Linked DNA regions of Homo sapiens: region 1 is linked to region 2. The links are chromatin loops, found by intact Hi-C in ENCODE. Cell type or tissue: prostate gland. All regions are shown on one strand. Each heading gives the region's core, and the rest is flanking DNA. Links, peaks and the distances in the headings are about the cores only. Region 1 overlaps LOC105372066 (a long non-coding RNA gene). Region 2 has its middle 150 kb from the start of MIR187.

Evidence for each region. A loop is a pair of places that touch in the nucleus more often than their neighbours do. Peaks named below come from ENCODE experiments on the same cell type or tissue, not always from the same donor. Only the 100,000 strongest peaks of a DNase experiment are listed, where the experiment ranks them.
Region 1: a loop joins it to region 2, with 8 times the contacts of the local background. A loop is called at or near these places in 89 of 110 quality-filtered maps.

The regions. Positions count from the first base shown.
Region 1 is chr18:35,946,877-35,955,663 of GRCh38, forward strand. It overlaps LOC105372066 (a long non-coding RNA gene), which reads right to left. Exons shown (of 4, transcript NR_188032.1): 3 at 5,802-5,923; 4 at 4,927-5,161. Among named protein-coding and RNA genes, the nearest start is that of MIR3929, 17 kb to the left of the region's middle. In prostate gland, for the core only: a CTCF peak has its summit at 3,699 (motif pointing left); a DNase peak (open chromatin) is centred at 3,685; H3K4me3 peaks cover 987 bases; H3K27ac peaks cover 759 bases.
Region 2 is chr18:35,752,373-35,761,159 of GRCh38, forward strand. No RefSeq gene overlaps it. Among named protein-coding and RNA genes, the nearest start is that of MIR187, 150 kb to the right of the region's middle. RefSeq lists an enhancer at 4,173-4,467. In prostate gland, for the core only: a CTCF peak has its summit at 4,333 (motif pointing right); a DNase peak (open chromatin) is centred at 4,309.

The DNA.
Region 1 (8,787 bases), core at 494-8,493, 190 kb after region 2:
CATTTCTATAAGTTGACAGGGCTCAACTGGGTGGTTCTTGCATCCCACATGGTATCAAGTGGAGTTTGACTGGGACTGGTACACTCAAGATGGCTTCATACACGTGACTTATGCCTCAACTGGGGTACTTGGAATAGCTGGGGACTGGCTAGGCCTCTCTTCACATAGTTGTTCATTATTCAATAGTTTACTCTGGGCCAGCTGTGGTGGCTCACACCTGTAATCCCAGCACTTTGGGAGGCCGAGGTGGGTGGATCACTTGAGCCAAGGAGTTCAAGACCAACCTGGGCAAAATGGCGAAACCCTGTCTCTACAAAAAATTAGCTGAGTATGGTAAAGTGCACCTGTAGTCCCAGCTACTATCGAAGCTGAGGTGGGAGGATCACCTGAGCCTGGGAGGTTGAGGCTGCAGTAAGCTGTGTTCACACCATTGTATTCCAGATATATATATATATATATTCTAGTCTAAGCTTCTTTACATGGCAGCTGGATCCCAAGAGGGTAAACAGAAGCAGCAAAGCCTAGCAAGGCCTTCCAATACATTCTATTGGTCAAAGCAAGTCATAGGGCCAGCCCTGACTAAAGGAGAAGAGAAACAGACTATACCTCTTGACAGGAAAAAATGACTTAAGCCTACAAAAATTATTGGCAGCCATCTTTGCAGACATTCTACCACAAAATTTAAATGGAAGTTGTTAAATTGTATTCAGCTACCTTCTCCCTTTCTTCCTACTTCCTGCCTAGAACATGAGTGTCATGACTAGAACTTCAGCAGTCATCTTGCAACCACCAGGCAGCCTGAAAGATGAGAACTACACACTGAGGATAGCAGAGAAGAAAGAGAGGAGTCCAGGTTCCTGATGAGCTAGGGGAGCTGCCACACCCACCAAGGACTGCCTATTTACAGAGTGTTTACACATTGGAAAAAATATAAAGCTCTACCTTACTTACATAATGATTATTTGGTTTGTCCATCATACAAAACACAGTGGGCACAGGCTAAAATGTGAACAACTAACAGAAGGAATTTCATAGCCCATAATGCAACATTTGCTGATGCGTTGTATTTTTTAAGAATATAACGAGAAGCACATACTCTGATTAAATTGCTAAGTTCCATTACAGTCTTATAAAATATATTACAGCAAGCCTCAAGCTAAAGGCTTATTGGCAAGTACCTTGCCTCTGAGGTACAAGGAATCCGTTCCTGGGGGCTTATGAGAAAATGTTAGGGGGCTCCTTAATAATTCTGTACAAACACTGCTTGAGAAAATACTATTAATGCCTTTCCGCCAAAACTAAGCTTGAGTACTTTTTCTAAACTCCTCACCGTTTAAGAAGAAATAGCATGCAAAGTTCAAATGAGGTCATCATATCCACCCCCTCCTGCCTCCCACCTAGTTTTTTCATTCAGCAATCAATCCCTCCCCAACAATTGAGGTTCAGTTGCTGTGTCTGATTCATGGAAGAATAACCTGTCTTTTCCTCCCCCTTCCAAATTTTTTAAAACACCAAGCAGTATAGGCAAGTTTTTGTTTGTTTGGCTGGTTGGTTGGGTTTTTTTTGAGACGGAGTTTGGCTCTTGTCACCCAGGCTGGAGTGCAACTGCACGATCTCGACTCACTGCAACCTCTGCCTCCCGGGTTCAAGTGATTCTCCTACCTCAGCCTCCCAAGTAGATGGGATTACAGGTATGTGCCACCACGCCCAGTTAATTTTTGTATTTTTAGTAGAGACGGGGTTTCACCATGTTGGCCAGGATGGTCTCAATCTCTTGACCTCGTGATCCACCCGCCTCGGGCTCCCAAAGCGCTGGGATTACAGGCATAAGCCACCGCGCCCGGCCGGCAAGTTTTAAACCACAAGAATAAGATGTCTTTTCACAGGTGTGCAGAGAAGGACCCCAGAACTGGGTAAATTGAGAAGTGGGACACACAGGTTTTGCAGGCCTGACTCGGACACACAGGTGTGAGCCTGCAACAACAAACAGCTCCTCAACCCTCAAGTACAAGAACAGGGGAAAGAGTGGCATTCTATATTTTTTTGAAAACTAGCTGAACTTGGTCTGCTCTTATTTTACCATTTTCATGTATGGTTTTGCAAATGTTTTACTTGACTTTAGCCTATATTTCAAATTATCGGAATGTTTTATATTCCCATCTATTTTAAACTAGTAATTACCTGTCTAAAACAAATGGACACCTTCTTGAAATAAATGTAATTAGATTATTACTGATACACACAGTATTATTGAGACTAAAAGTAAATAATTTACTGCTTGAACCCGGGAGGCGGAGGTTGCAGTGAGCCGAGATCAAGCCACTACCCTCCAGCCTGGGCAACAGAGTGAGGCTCCGTCTCAAAAAAAAAAAAGAGTAAATAACTTACTGTACTGTTTTGCAACACCTTAGCCCTACAGTCTAATCATTTACACAAAGCATTTTTCTAGAGATTCCACTCTGAATGTTCATCATGGCATAGAAACACAACACTTTGCAACTGATCTCCTAATCCAATTAAATGTTTGTATCTTATTTGGTCATTTGCCAAAACTTGTTGACTATGTGCTGCACACGTTTCTATTTCTACCGTGGTAACCTTAAAACACCAAGGATAACCAGCGGATTCTTAATTAATGACCTCCTCTGACTCCAGTGATCTGTCCAGGGTCATGTCCCACAGATGTCAACCAAGACAGCACTCCTGCCAGACCCATCTGGCTTTATTTCCAGGCAATTTCCTTTTTTGACTTCCCATATGTTTGCTTCTTGTCTTTCTGGTCTTTGCTTTCTGTTCCCAGTCTCTCTAACTCACTGTTTCAGCACACACCGACTTTCTCTTAAAACATCCCTAAAGTGATGGCTGTTTCTCATCATTTGTCCACGCAGTTAACTCAGAACTCAGGGACACTGACCCAGGCCTCCACTGGCTTCAAAACAAAGAGTTTGCCCAAGGTCCTCAAGGAAATTATTAATGCTCAGCTCTAATAAAATGACCATGCTCCCACCCCCTTCCCACACACCGTCTCATTAGCAGGGTTTATTTTTATGGGTAGTACTGTGAATCCACTAGGTAGAAGCAGGTCCTCTCGACGATCCCCTGACGACAGCCCTTGCAGACACGGCTATGCCCAGGCCCATCGCCTGGATCCTGAGCGCGTCTGGCTCTCCACGCCAACCCATTCTGCCCGCTGACTGCTTGAGTCCTAAGCCCGACGACCCTGCCCCAGACCCTGGAGACGCTGGACGCTGGCTCACCTGGATCCCACTCAGACCCGGGCGCGGGCTCACCTGGTCCCCCGCGGGCTTGGGCGTACGCTCATCTGGATCCCACTGGGACCCGGGCGCAGCCTCACCTGGTCCCCCGAGTTCCCGGGCGCGGCCACACTGGGTCCCCCTCCTGCTCGCGCCGCCCTGGGCGCCCCGGAGGAAGCTCTGTGCGGCTGCAACCCTGAGTCCCAGGCGGAGCGGTCAGCGGAGAGTTCCAGCCAACTTATTCCGTGCGCCTCGAAAGGGAGGGTTGCTGGGCGTATAGATATTCTATTTCGCGGGGCCTTTGCGCTCCGAGTGGCCCCTCTAGGCCAGTTCCTCCGAACGCTAATCGGGGGCTCCGCGCTCTCCCCTCGCTTCCCTTTGCTTGGGGAATTGGCAGCGGGGCGCAGGGATCCATCGGAAACGCAAAACTACTTTTTCCCCCTGCTGGTCACTGTGAGGAACTGCACGTGGTGGAACTAACCTGTAAGTAAGGATTCCTTCCCTCTAAGGAGAGAAGCTTGGGGTCTTTCCTCCCCCATCAAAGGCTTCGAAAACTCCCCCTTTTATTCCGTTTCTTTTATTTCAACTGTCACATTAAGAGATAGCAACTCATTTTTAGGCTTCAGATTAATGAGAATAAGTAAAATTAAAACATCCCACTAGAGCGTTTAAAATTTTTTTTCTCTTTTTAAATTATGGAAAATTGCAAACGTGAAAGTAGGCAGAAGAGTATAATGAGGTTCCAGCTTTTGGTAACGGTGGACTAATCTTCTTGCAGATAAAAGTTATACAATCTGGCTGGGCTCCGTGGCTTACTCCTGTAATCCCAGCACTTAGGAAGGCCAAGGCAGGCGAATCACTTAAGGTCAAGAGTTTGAGACTAGTCTGGTCAACATGGTGAAACCCCGTCTCTACTAGAAATACCAAACAAGAGAAAAAAATTAGGTGGGCGAGGTGGTGCACCACCTGGGCGACAGAGTAAGACTCTGTCTCAAAAAAAATAAATAAAATAAAATAAAAATTATACAATCTGAGCAAAGCATTTTTAAAATAATGTGTGAAGGTATTAGAGATTGATCAAAAGAAGGCAGAAACTGTAGGAAAACCACCCTTGAAAAATGAATGAAAATTGTTGGGATTTGTGAGTTTATGGCTTTTGACATGAGGGCAACCCCCAATCAGTGAGCAGCTCCAGCTGCAGAGAGCCATCGCTTGATTGACTTGAAGTGGACAGAAAACAGAGTTTGAGACTAGTAGAATTGGAAAATTGGGGCCAGGAGTGGTGGCTCACACTTGTAATCCCAGCACTTTGGGAGGCCGAGGTGGGCAGATCACCTGAGGCCGGGAGTTCGAGACCAGCCTGGCCAACATGGCGAAATCCTGTCTACTAAAAACACAAAAAATTAGCTGGGCATGGTGGCAGATACCTGTAATCCCAGCTACTCGGGAGGCTGAGGCATGAGAATTGCTGGAACCCAGGAGGTGGAGGCTGCAGTGAGCCAAGATAGTGCCACTGCACTCCAGCCTGGGTGACAGAGGGAGACCTTGTCTAAAAAAAAAAAAAAAAAAAAGGAAAATTGGGAAGAGGTAATTCTAGAAGGGAAGAATATATAGAGAAGTATGTGTCATGTTAGTTTTCTCTTGGCGCCATAACAAATTAACCACAGCTTAATAGCTTAAAACAACACAAATTTATTACGTTACACTTCTGGAGGTACAGGGCTCATTGGGCCAAAATCAGGGTGTTGACAGGCTGTGTTCTCTATAGAGGCTGCAGAGGAGAATCGATTTCCTGCTCACTCGGGTAAGACTGAGTTCCCTGATTTCTTGCTGGCCGTGAGGTGAGGGTCATTCCAGCTTCTAGAGGCCCATGCTGCATTCCTTGGCTTGGGACCTCCTTCCTCCATCTTCAAAACCAAAGCCGGGAACTATCAGTCAAGTTCCTCTCACACTTCAAATCTGTCCTCTTCCTCCCATCTCATCTCTCTGACCCAGCCTGGAAAAGTTCTCCCCTTTTAAGGATTTGTGTGATTAGATTGGGCCCACCTAGATTATCCAGGATAGGATAATCTTCCCCATTTTAAGTCAGTAACCTTAATCACATCTGCAAAATCTCTTTTGCCATGTAAGGTAACGTATTCATAGGTGCCAGGGAATAGGACGTGGACATCCTCAGGTAGCCATTAAGCTGCCTACCAGAATCTACCCTCTGATCCCTCAAATATGTCGCAGCTTAACATCAATAACTATATTAAATATAGCCAGGTGTGGTGACCTGTAATCCCAGCACTTTGGGAGGCCGGGGTGGGTGGATCGATTGAGCTCAGGAGTTCAAAACCAGCCTGGCCAACATGGTGAAAACCCGTCTCTACCAAAAATACAAAAAATTAGGCCAGGCACAGTGGCTCATGCCTGTAATCCTAACACTTTGGGAGGCCAAGGCACGTGGATCACTTGAGGCCAGGAGTTCGAGACCAGCCTGGCCAACATGGTGAAACATCATCTCCACTAAAAATACAAAAAGTAGCCGGGCGTGGTGGCACACACCTGTAATCCCAGATGCTCGAGAGGCTGAGGCAGGAGAACCACTTGAACCCAGGAGGGGGAGGTTGCAGTGAGCCAAGATCATGCCACTGCACTCCCACCTGGGGGATAGAGCAAGACTCTGTCTTCAAAATAAATAAATAAAAGGACTATATTAAACATAAATACACTAAACATGCTAATAAAAAGACAGAGATTGTCAGACTGGATTTAAAACAAACCAAAAACAAGACCTGGTTGTATATTATCCACAAAAGATGACTCTTAACTGCAAAAACATAAATAGGTTGAAAGTAAAAGAATAGAAAAGGATACACTGTGTAAAAAGAAAGAATAAGAAACCTGAGGTGGCCAACAAGCATACAAAAAGATAATCAACATCACTAATCATAAAAGAAATGCAAGTCAAAATCACAATGAGATATCACTGCATACCCACAAGAAGCGCCATCATCAAAAGAACAGAAAATAACAAGTGTTGGCAAGGGTGTGGAAAAATTGGAACCCTTGTGCACTGCTGGTGGGAATGTAAAATGCTGCAGCCATTACGGAAAACAGTATAGAGGTTTCTCCAAAAATTGAAAATAGAATTACCACATGACCCAGCAAACCCCACTTCTGGGTATGTATCCAAAAAACGTCAAAGCAGGATCTCAAAGTGATATTTACATATCCATTTGTCCATTGCAGCATTATTCAAAATATGCAAGAGGTGGAAGCAACCCAAATGTCCATCAACAGATCAATGGCTAAAGAAAATGTGGTACACATACAGTGGAATGTTATGTAGCCTTTAAAAAGTAAAAAATCCAGCCGGGCACGGTGACTCATGCCTGTAATCCCAGCACTTTGGGAGGCCAAGGCAGGTGGATGGCCTGAGGTCAGGAGTTTGAGAGCAGCCTGGTCAACACGGCGAAACCTCATCTCCACAAAAAATACAAAAAAAAAATTAGCTGGGCGCGGTGGCGTGCACCTGTAGTCCCAGCAACTCGGGAGGCTGAGGCAGGAGAATCGCAACTCCACTCCAGCATGGGTGATAGAGTGAGACTCTGTCTCAAAAAAAAAAAAAAATAGTAGAAAATCCTGTTGTCACTACACTATGGACGAAACTTGAGAATATTATGCTAAGTGAAATAAGCCAGTCACTAAAGGACAAATACTGTATGATTCCACTCATTTGAAGTATCTAAAGTGGTCAAAAATCATAGAAACAGAAAGTAGAAAGGTGGTTGCCAAAGGCTGGGGGGAGGAGAGGAGGAATTAGTGTTTAACAGGTGTTGAGTTTCATTTTTGCAAGATGAAAAAGTATTAGAGAACTGTTGGACAACAATGTGAATAAACTTAACACTACTGAACTATACAGCTAAAAATGGTTAGTATAATAAATTTAATGTTATGTATTTTTAAAATACAATTTTTTATTCTTAATCTTTGTGAGTAGTGTTATGTGTTTTTAATAATAAAAGAAATCTGAAGTGACTATATGTTTATGCAACTAAAATCAGAGTTTAAAAATAACAAGCAAAATTAGCAGAACTAAAGAGAGAAATAAACAAATCCATACTCGTAATGAAAGATTTTGATACCCTGCTCTTGAAAAGTGATAGAATAACTAGACCAAAAAAAAAAACCCAGTAAATATATACAATATCTTTTAAAAGCACTATAGATCAGGGATTGTTGAATTATGGTATATGAGACAAATCTCAAAAATAAAATTTTAGGCTGGGCGTGGTGGCTCACACCTGTAATCTCAGCACTTTGGGAGGCCAAGGCAGGTGGATCATGAGGTCAGGAGTTTGAGACCAGCCTGAACAACATGGTGAAATGCTGTCTCTACTAAAAATACAAAAATTAGCTGGGTGTGGTGGCACGCACCTGTAATCCCAGCTACTCAGGAGGCTGAGGCAGGAGAATTGCTTGAACCCAGGAGGCGGAGGTTGCAGTGAGCCAAGATCGTGTCACTGCACTCCAGCCTGGGCAAGACAGCAAGACTCCGTCTCAAAAAAAAAATTAGAAAACAGCCACCCCTATTCATTTATGTATTGTCTATGGTTGTTTATAGCAGCTTTTGCAGAATTGAGATGCAAAAGAGATCATATGGCTCACAAAGCTTGAACTGTCTATTATCTGGCCCTTCATGGGAAGAGTTTGCTAAACTCTACTATAGGCCATCTAAACATAATTGACATTTATAGAACACTATACCCAATGATAGCAGAATATACATTCTTTCCAATTGCACATGGTACGTTCACTAAAAGAGACCAAAATTGGCCATAAAATATCTCTCAGTATACTTCAAAAGATTGAAATCTTACAGTGTATGTTCTTTAACCATAAAGGAATTAAAATAGAGATCAATAAATATATCTAGAAAAGCCACAGATATTTAGAAATTAAACTACACACTTCTAAGTAATATATGGGTCAAATAAGATATCTGGGTTAGAAAATATTTCAAACTGAATGATAATAAAAAGTAGCAGACTAAAGTTTAGGTGCTGCAACTATACCAGTGTTTAGAGGTCAATGTGCAGCTTTAAAAATTATATTAGAAAGGGAGAGAGTCTTAAAATCAATGAGCCAAATTCCACTTTAAGAGCCCAGGAAAAGCAGAGCAAACTAAACACAAAGTAAGTAGAAGGAAAGAAAGAATAAAGATCCATGTAGAAATTGATAAAATTGAAAATAGAAAAACAATAGAGAAAATTAACAAAGCAAAAAGCAAGTCTTTTAAAAGATTAATAAAATTGAAGTTTCACACAAGACTAATCAAGAAGAAAAGATACAAAACAAAATTTACCAATAACAGGAATTAGGTATATCATGTTATTATTTGTTTCCTGTCTGTTCCTTTTGCTTTTTATCCCTAATTTTCCCTTTCCAGCATTGTTTTTAGTTAAGTGAGCATTTTTTAGTATTTCATTTTCATTTTCATTTTATTTTATTATTTATAAATTATACATATATAATTTATTTAATTTTA
Region 2 (8,787 bases), core at 255-8,254:
AATCTGGTGGCCTTTCATTAGCTTTAGGTTTAGTTTTGGGGAAGGGCTATTATCATTTAAACTATAAATGTCTCCCAAAGTTAGCTTGGCCTATGCCTAGAAATGACTCAGGGCTCTTTGAAGGTTAAAGGCAAGATAGAAGTTGGTTAGATCACATCTCCTTCACTGTCATAGTTTTCTCACTGTTAAAATTTTTGCAAAGGCAATTTCAGGATTAGAGTCCCCCAGCGACACCTCTCTGTCACTTGCAGAGGGTCCCAGGTCCTGCAGAGTCACGAAAACCAGTCTGTGACATGACATGTCCCTTTGCTCAAGGGAGGGCTGCTTGGAGCTGCACACTTGCTGAGTTAAAGAGCAAGGGTGTCCAGGGAAAGTGATGAGGCTGCAGCCCCAGCTCACCTACCCTTCCTGGGCTTCATGTCCACCTCAGAAAGGCCCAGCCTTAAGTTCATCAGCAATAGTTGCATGGCTTGAAAGCACACAGCCTGGGCCAACTTGCACACTGGGCATTGGGGAAGGGACATTGGCTCTGTGATCCCAATTCTCCCATCTCCAGCCCCTCCATTGGCTGCAGAACAGAGTTTCTTTCAGCATCTGGGAGACACTCTGTGGGTCCCGGGGGTTAGACACCCCATTAACCCAGGACAATGTCCTGTCACAGCAGAGCCCTTGCCACCCTCAAGAACACCCTCAGATGACACAGAGTCCTCAAAGCCTGAGCCATGGGCTTGTTAGACATCATGTTCTTGGGCTCCACCCCAGACTCAATGCATCAGAAACTCTGGGGTTGCTTAAGTTTGTGTTAAAGGATACTTTTCAACAAAAAGTAAAATTATGATTCTAAGGCAGTTATAAAATCAATATTGTTAAAGACTTTATTCAACTCATTATTAGTGAGGAAAGTGAGGATAGCAAAGTCACCTGGTGTCCATCAAGCAGACCATCTGGAGGCAAAACTCTTTATTTAAGGAACTCAGAAGTAATTAGACTTTCCTATTTTCTAAAGCCATAATCTGACACCAGGCTTCTTTCTAAAACATGTATAAGTAACTAGGATTTCTAATGCATCTCCGGAATGCATGTATGTTGAAACTCATTGTGCAACACTTGCCGACATCAAGGCACCAAATTACCTACATGGCTAATATGGTCCAAATTACCCTTAAGCTCCCACTTTAAGGTCCATAAATACCCCTAAGGAAAATCCACCTTGGCACGCTCAGTCTTGTCTAGCTGAAGCGCCCTGCTATACTCTGCTGCAGTGTTCTTTCTGTTTAATAAAACTTTCCTCTTCAAACCTATTCTGCTGTCGGTACATTCTTTTCCCATATGTGAGCCAATCACTCTCCACTGCCAGGGCTCTGACAACTTGCCTGGCAGAAACCTATAGGATGTTTCAACATGTTCAAGGGAGAATCCAAAGAATAGACACATTTATATATCAGGAATATTAAAATGAACTTACAAGTGGATCCCAAACTGGTTTCTCCACATTGGCAGGGTCATCCCTTCACCAGAGAGAATTTATTTGCATGTCCATAGGCAAGACTTATTTTGTTTGCTGTCAGTCATTTACAACTTATAGATTTGTAAAACAGCACACAGTGAGATACCCCTACAGGGTGTGATCTAAACAATTCATAGTTTTCCATTAAATCACACATTTTCCCCTCAAGAATCTCCAGCTGAAATGATCCAACAGGATTTGGTCAGTCTGTGGCCTGGCCAGCTGGGGGCCACACCCTGACGGAGGCCCATAGCTCCTGATGAGTGGGAGAGGATGGGGGACGCTTGGAAAGAACCTAGGGTTCCCACAGTGAGGATCAGCATGGCTTTGTATAGCCCATCTCTGAATGCCTCAGAACCCACTAGGAATAAGCAATTTACTGTTATTGAAGTCTGTGAAATAATTCATTCCTAAATAAATTTGCTAGGGAATTGTGGGCTGTAATTACTGACAGACATTGCCAGACATTGAAGGTCTATCAGGCAAAAACCAAACAGAACCGACTAGACTTGTAGGCGGATGCAAGACAGGTGAAGAGGCAGGAGGAGGCTGTGTGGGACACAGCCGGGTGGTTTGCACGCTGTGTCCTCATCCTGCATTATCTTCTTCCAAGGCCCTGGCATAAACGAGCTCCAGGTGTGGAAGACAGAGGATGATGAAGGAGCTGGCTGAGGTGGCCCCTGAATTCAGATCCCCCTCCCCAAGGTGGTTCCTGAGGGGCATGGGGCCTGCTGGAGTTCAGCGGGGCTTCAAAGCAGACAGACCTGGAGTCCCTGTCCTGGCCCTGCCATATCCCCAAGTCAGTGACCCCAGAGTGAGCCTTGCACCCCCTAGGCCCTCATCACATGTGCTAATAGCGTTGGAAATAGTAACTTGAAGCCCCAGCTCTGTCCTGGCTCAAGAGGCACTCAGTTCCCTTCCTCTCACCAGTGTGATGGTACCTCTGAGTTGCCAGAGGAAGACTGGGCAGCCTGGCTCGCTGCAGCCTGCAGGAGGTGGGCAAATGTCAGAAGGTCCTGTTTTGGGGCTCCCCAATATCCAGGATCTCAAAAAAGTCTGGGTGGTGTTTGCTTCACTCTTGAGTGTAGCCTCACCCCTCAGGCCCTGGTTACAGCATGGCCGGCAACTCCTTTGCCTACTATAGTGGATTCTGACCCAGTCTTTCTGCCACCCGCCCCTTCTCCCTCCACTCCACACACAACCCCTGTCAGCTAGACCAGGAACACTGGGATGTAGGGTCTGTGCAGGCAACAAGCTAACAACATGGGGAAAGGTCACATACTTCGTCCTTGGGAATGTTGGCACCTAATGCCCTGGTGGGCAGAGAGCACATTCTTCCTGCAAGTTTGCTGATCAAATGCCCTTAGCAATAAACAAGAAATATGCTCACAGGCTGGCAGGGAAAATGGATGTGAAACAAATCATTGCAAATGACTAAGTAAACAATTGACAACATGATAAGGACCACGAAGGAAAAATCTAGTATTCTATGGGAGCCACGGTCTGAGCTGAGCAGGTGGTGAGAGGTCAGGTAGGCTTCCCTGAGGAAAGAGACTTACACTGAAACCTGAAGGATGAGAAAGAGTTGGCTGGGGGAAGAGCAGAACAAAGAGTTCCAGGTGGAGGGACAACGTGTAGGCCCCGTAGTACAGCTCTGCCATAGCTACTTCTCAGCTTGGATCCTCTCCGTGACTCCCGGGGACGCTGTCCAGCAAAGCCCACTCTCCTTTCCTGAGGCCCCATGCTAAGGCCAAGCCCTTCTGTCAGATTTCTCACCTGCTGCTCTCCTTGCGCACTCAGGACCCAGCCAGATGAACTATTCTTGCCCCCAGAGCCTGTCCTATGTTCTCAGCTTTGTGCTTTGCCTAGTGCTGCTGTTCTCCTGGAAATGCCCTTTTGCCTCCTCTCCACCTGCTAAAATCCTCCCCTTGGTTCCAGTTCTGGATGAGATGGAACAAGCATATCCTGACCTGTCTATCCCACCGAAGGCAGCTGTAACCCTGGGCGGCACGCATGGAGCAGCCATCTGAAGACTCGGAAAAGTAAATAGCAGCAGATGCATTTGGAAGAAAACCAAAGCCTGAAGTATCTCAGCACCAGCAGTGAGTTTACCACTCTTGTTCCTCTGAGATTCCCCTGCCTGGGCTCAAGGCACCCCAAAACGTGGATGTGGATTCGGGTAGGGATCTATCAAGCAGTTTGATTCCAGTCAGTCTCGTCAGAGAATCCTTACCAAGGGCATCCACATCTGTGACACCAGCTGCCCATCAGCGGCCTCGATTTGTTTCCAGTTTGCTGCTCCAAAGAGGGATGTCTGTAACCTTCCAGTCTAGAGTCTTCCCAGCAGCAGAGCAGACGGCCAGGCCATTGGTGCCAGGTAAGAGTTAGTTAACATGTAGCAAATTTCTTTGCGGGAAGCACTGGCGAGGGCATTAGGACTGCAGTGAGTTCTGCCCACTGAGCAGAGTGATCATGTTCACTTATTGTTTTATGGAGATGGTGCTGAGGCTGAACACCTACAGCAGCTTTGCTTTAGGGGGCATGGTTGGTGATAATGTTTCCGCTAAAGGGATTGCTGCCAAGATGCTGCTAAGGAGAGGCCAACTGGCTCTTGAATACTCCATTTCCTTTTAAACGGAGAGATCTCTTAGGCTCTTCTCACTTTTTTAGTCATTGAGTGAGTTGATACACCCCAAAATGGGGATGGCAGGCCAAAGAGTCACAAAGCATCCTCGCGTCAGGCATTCAGTTCCAGCAAGAGCTTGGTCACAGCTGCCTTGGAACAAAAAAAAAGTTTATTTGGCTTCTCTTCCAGCAGGTGGCGCTGTTATACTAGGAACTGCCTCTGAGTAGTCCTGCAGCCATTAAATCTTTAATTAAATTGATTTCTCTTTCTCTTGCTGTGATTCTTTGTCTCTGCTGGGCCACCAGGTATTGTTTAGGTAGGTAAGAGGGGAAGAAAAAATGATACCAGAAGGAAATGTGGAACATTAGAAATGAACAAGAACAGAAATGGCAAATATCTGGATAAGTATAATAGGTTATTCTTCTCTTGTTGAGTTCTTTAAAATATGTAAGACAATTAAAAGCAAAAATTTTTAACACCATTTTAAAAAGTTTCAAAGTATGTAGCTGTAATACATGAGACAATTACAACAAAAAGAGGAGGAAGGTAAGGAGATCCATATGGTGGTAAGATTCTGATATTCCACTTGAAATGGTGAAATATCGATTCTAAATAGACTACAAAAAGTCAAATATGTATATTGTAATCCTTAGAACACTGAAAAATTACACCAAGAGTTAATGCCAAAAACCCACTAGAGGCCGGGAGTGGTGGCTCACACCTGTAATCTCAACACTTTGGGAGGCTGAGGAAGGTGGATCACTTGAGGTCAAGAGTTTGAGACCACCCTGGCCAACATGGTGAAACCCTGTTTCTACTAAAAATACAAAAATTAGCTGGGCATGGTGGTGCATGCCTGTAGTCCCAGCTACTTGGGAGGCTGAAGTGGGAGAATTGCTTGAACCTGGGAGGCAGGGGTTGCAGTGAGCCTAGATTGCACCACTGCACTCCAGCCTGGGTGACAGAGAGAGACTCCATCTCAAAAAAAGAAGAAGAAAAAAAAAACCCAATAACACACACACTAGATAACTTAAACTAGAATACTAAAAAAGAAGTTTAAGTAAACCAAACAAAGGAAAAAAAAAAAGGTGAACTAAAAATACAGAAAAAAGTAGAAAATAAATAATAATTAGAAGACCTGAATCCAAACATATCAATAATTACATTACATGTAAATGACATAAACACACCAATTAAAAGATAGAGATTGACAGAATGAATTTTATAAAAATGACTCAAGTACATGCTCTCTATAAGAAACTCTCCTCAAATATTATAGTATAGGTAGGTTAAAAAGAAAAACTATGGAAAAAAAAAAAAAAACTGCACATTGAAGACCCCAACTGAAACAAAACTACTATGTTAATATCAAAGTAGACTTCAGAACAAAGAAAACTACCAGGGTTAAAAAGGGATATTACATATTGGTAGAAAAGTTAATTCACTGGTACTGGCATAACAACAGACACATAGAACAATAGAACATAATAGAGAACCCAAATATAAATCCACACATTTATAACCAACTCATCTTTGACAAAAGATCCCAGAATATGCAATAGGGAAAGGACAGTCTTTTCAATAAATGGTGCTGAGAAAACTGAACAACTAAATGCAGAAGAATGAAACCAGATCCCTATCTCTCACTATACACAAAAATCAAATCAAAAAGGATTAAAGATTTAAAAGGACTAAAACCTGAAACTATGAAACTACTAGAAGAAAACATTGAGGAAAAGCTCCAGGCAATCAAAGCAAAAATAGACAACGGAGATTACATCAAGTTAAAAAGCTTCTGCACAGCAAATGAAACAAGGTGAACAGGCAACCTACAAAATGGGAAAAAAATATTTGCAAACTGTCCCTCTGCCAAGAGAGTAATAACCAGAATATATAAAGAGTTCAAACAACTCAATAGCATAAAACAAATAATCTGATTTTAAAATGGGTGTCTGGGCACTGTGGCTTACACCTATAATCCTAGCATTTTGGGAGGCCAAGGCGAGAGGATAGCTTGAGCCCAGGAGTTTAAGATCAGCCTAGGCAACATAGTAAGACCCTACCTCTTGAAAAAAAAAAAAAAAAAAGTAGCTGGGTGCAGTGGCATCATGCACCTGTATTCCCAGCTCCTTGGGAAGCTGTAGTGGATCATTTGAGCCCAGAAGGTTGAGGCTGCAGTGAGTAGTGATGATGCCACTGCACTCCAGCCTGGGTGAAAAAAGAACAAGACCCTGTGTCAGTTAAAAAAATATTTTAAAAGAGTAAAAAGTATTAAAAATTTAAAAATAAATAAAAATCGGCAAAAGATCTGAACTGACATTTCTCAAAAGAAGATATACAAATGGCCAACAAGTATATGAAAAAATGTTCAACATCACTAATTATCAGGAAAGTGCAAATCAAAACCACAACGAGGTATTATCTCACCTTGTTTAAAATAGCTTGTACCAAAAAGGCAGGCAATAACAGATGTTGACAAGGATGTGGAGAAAGGGGAACCCTTGTACACTGTTGGTGGGAATGTAAATTAGCACAGCCACTATGGAGATCAGTATAGAGTTTCCTCAAAAAACCAAAAATAGAACTATCACATGATTCAGCAATTCCACTATAGGGTATATATCCAAAAGAAAGGAGGTCAATGTATCAAAGAGATGTCTGCCTTCTAATGTTTATTGCAGCACTATTTACAAAATCCAGAATACAGAATCAACCTAAGTGCCCACTAATGGATGAATGGATAAAGAATATGTACCTATACACAATGGAATATTATTCATCCATAAAAAGAGTGAAATCTTGCCATTTGCAACAACATGGATGGAACTGGAGGCCATTATGTTAAGTGAAATAAGCAAAGCATAGAAAGACAAACACTGCATGTCCTCACTTGTGGGAGCCAAAGAAGAGATCTCATGGAGATGAAGAGTAGATAGGTGGTTACCAGAGGCTGGGGAGGGGGGAGGGGGGAGGGGAGAGGGGAAGGGGGAATGAAGGGGAAAAATAATGTAAATTATTTATCACCACAGAATTTTACACTTAAAATGGTAAAGATGGTGAATTATACATGTATATTTTACCTCAATACACTTTTTTTAAAAAAAAAAGAAAAATCAATTCATCACCAGGAAAGCACAACAATTCTAAATGTATGAGCACTTGAGAATAGAGCTTCAAAATGCAGAAAACAAAAATTGTCAGAATATAAAAGGAGTAGACATGCTGACAATAATACTTGGAGATTGCAACACTCCTTTCTATGTAATATATAGAAATAGTGGCAAGGATAGAATGGAACACTATCAACTAACTTGAATTAAGTCATATTTACAGAACACTACACACTACAACAGCAGACTACACATTCTTTTCAAATGCACATGGAACATTTACAAAGATAGGCCATATTGTGAATAACATATCCAACCTTAAATTTAAAAGCACTGAAATCATACAAAGTATGTTTTCTGACTATAATGGAATTAAACTAGAAATCAATAAGAGAAGGATAACAGGAAAATTTCTAAACAATAAGAAAGCAAACCACACACTTAAAAAAGGGAAATCAGAAAATATATTGAAATGAAAGAAAATAACTATGTAACATATCAAAACTTGTGGGATGTAGCTAAAGTGGGAAGGGAATTTGCTGCATTAAATGATTGTATTACAAAACAAGAAATGTATCAAAACAACAATTTAAGCTTCTGCCATAAGAGACTAGGGAGGAAAAGAGCAAAATAAACCCAAAGTGAACAGGAGGAAGGAAATAATAAACAACAGTGTATTAAGGAAATTGAAGGGGGGGAGGAGCCAAGATGGCCGAATAGGAACAGCTCCGGTCTACAGCTCCCAGCGTGAGCAACGCAGAAGATGGGTGATTTCTGCATTTCCATCTGAGGTACCGGGTTCATCTCACTAGGGAGTGCCAGACAGTGGGCACAGGTCAGTGGGTGCAGCGCACCGTTGCACGAGCCAAAGCAGGGCGAGGCATTGCCTCACTCCGGAAGCGCAAGGGGTCAGGGAGTTCCCTTTCCTAGTCAAAGAAAGGGGTGACAGACGGCACCTGGAAAATCGGGTCACTTCCACCCAAATACTGCGCTTTTCCAACGGGCTTAAATAACGGTGCACCAGGAGATTATATCCCACACCTGGCTCGGAGGGACCTACGCCCACGGAGTCTCGCTGATTGCTAGCATAGCAGTCTGAGATCAAACTGCAAGGCGGCCCCGAGGCTAGGGGAGGGGCGCCCACCATTGCCCAGGCTTGCTTAGGTAAACAAAGCAGTGGGGAAGCTCGAACTGGGTGGAGCCCACCACAGCTCAAGGAGGCCTGCCTGCCTCTGTAGGCTCCACCTCTGGGGGCAGGGCACAGACAAACAAAAAGACAGCGGTAACCTCTGCAGACTTAAATGTCCCTGTCTGACAGCTTTGAAGAGAGCAGTGGTTCTTCCAGAATGCAGCTGGAGATCTGAGAACAGGCAGACTGCCTCCTCAAGTGGGTCCCTGACCCCTGACCCCTGAGCAGCCTAACTGGGAGGCACCCCCAGTAGCGGCAGACTGACACTTCACACGGCCGGGTACTCCTCTGAGACAAAATTTCCAGAGGAACAATCAGACAGCAGCATTCGTGGTTGCCTGATACCCAGGCAAAC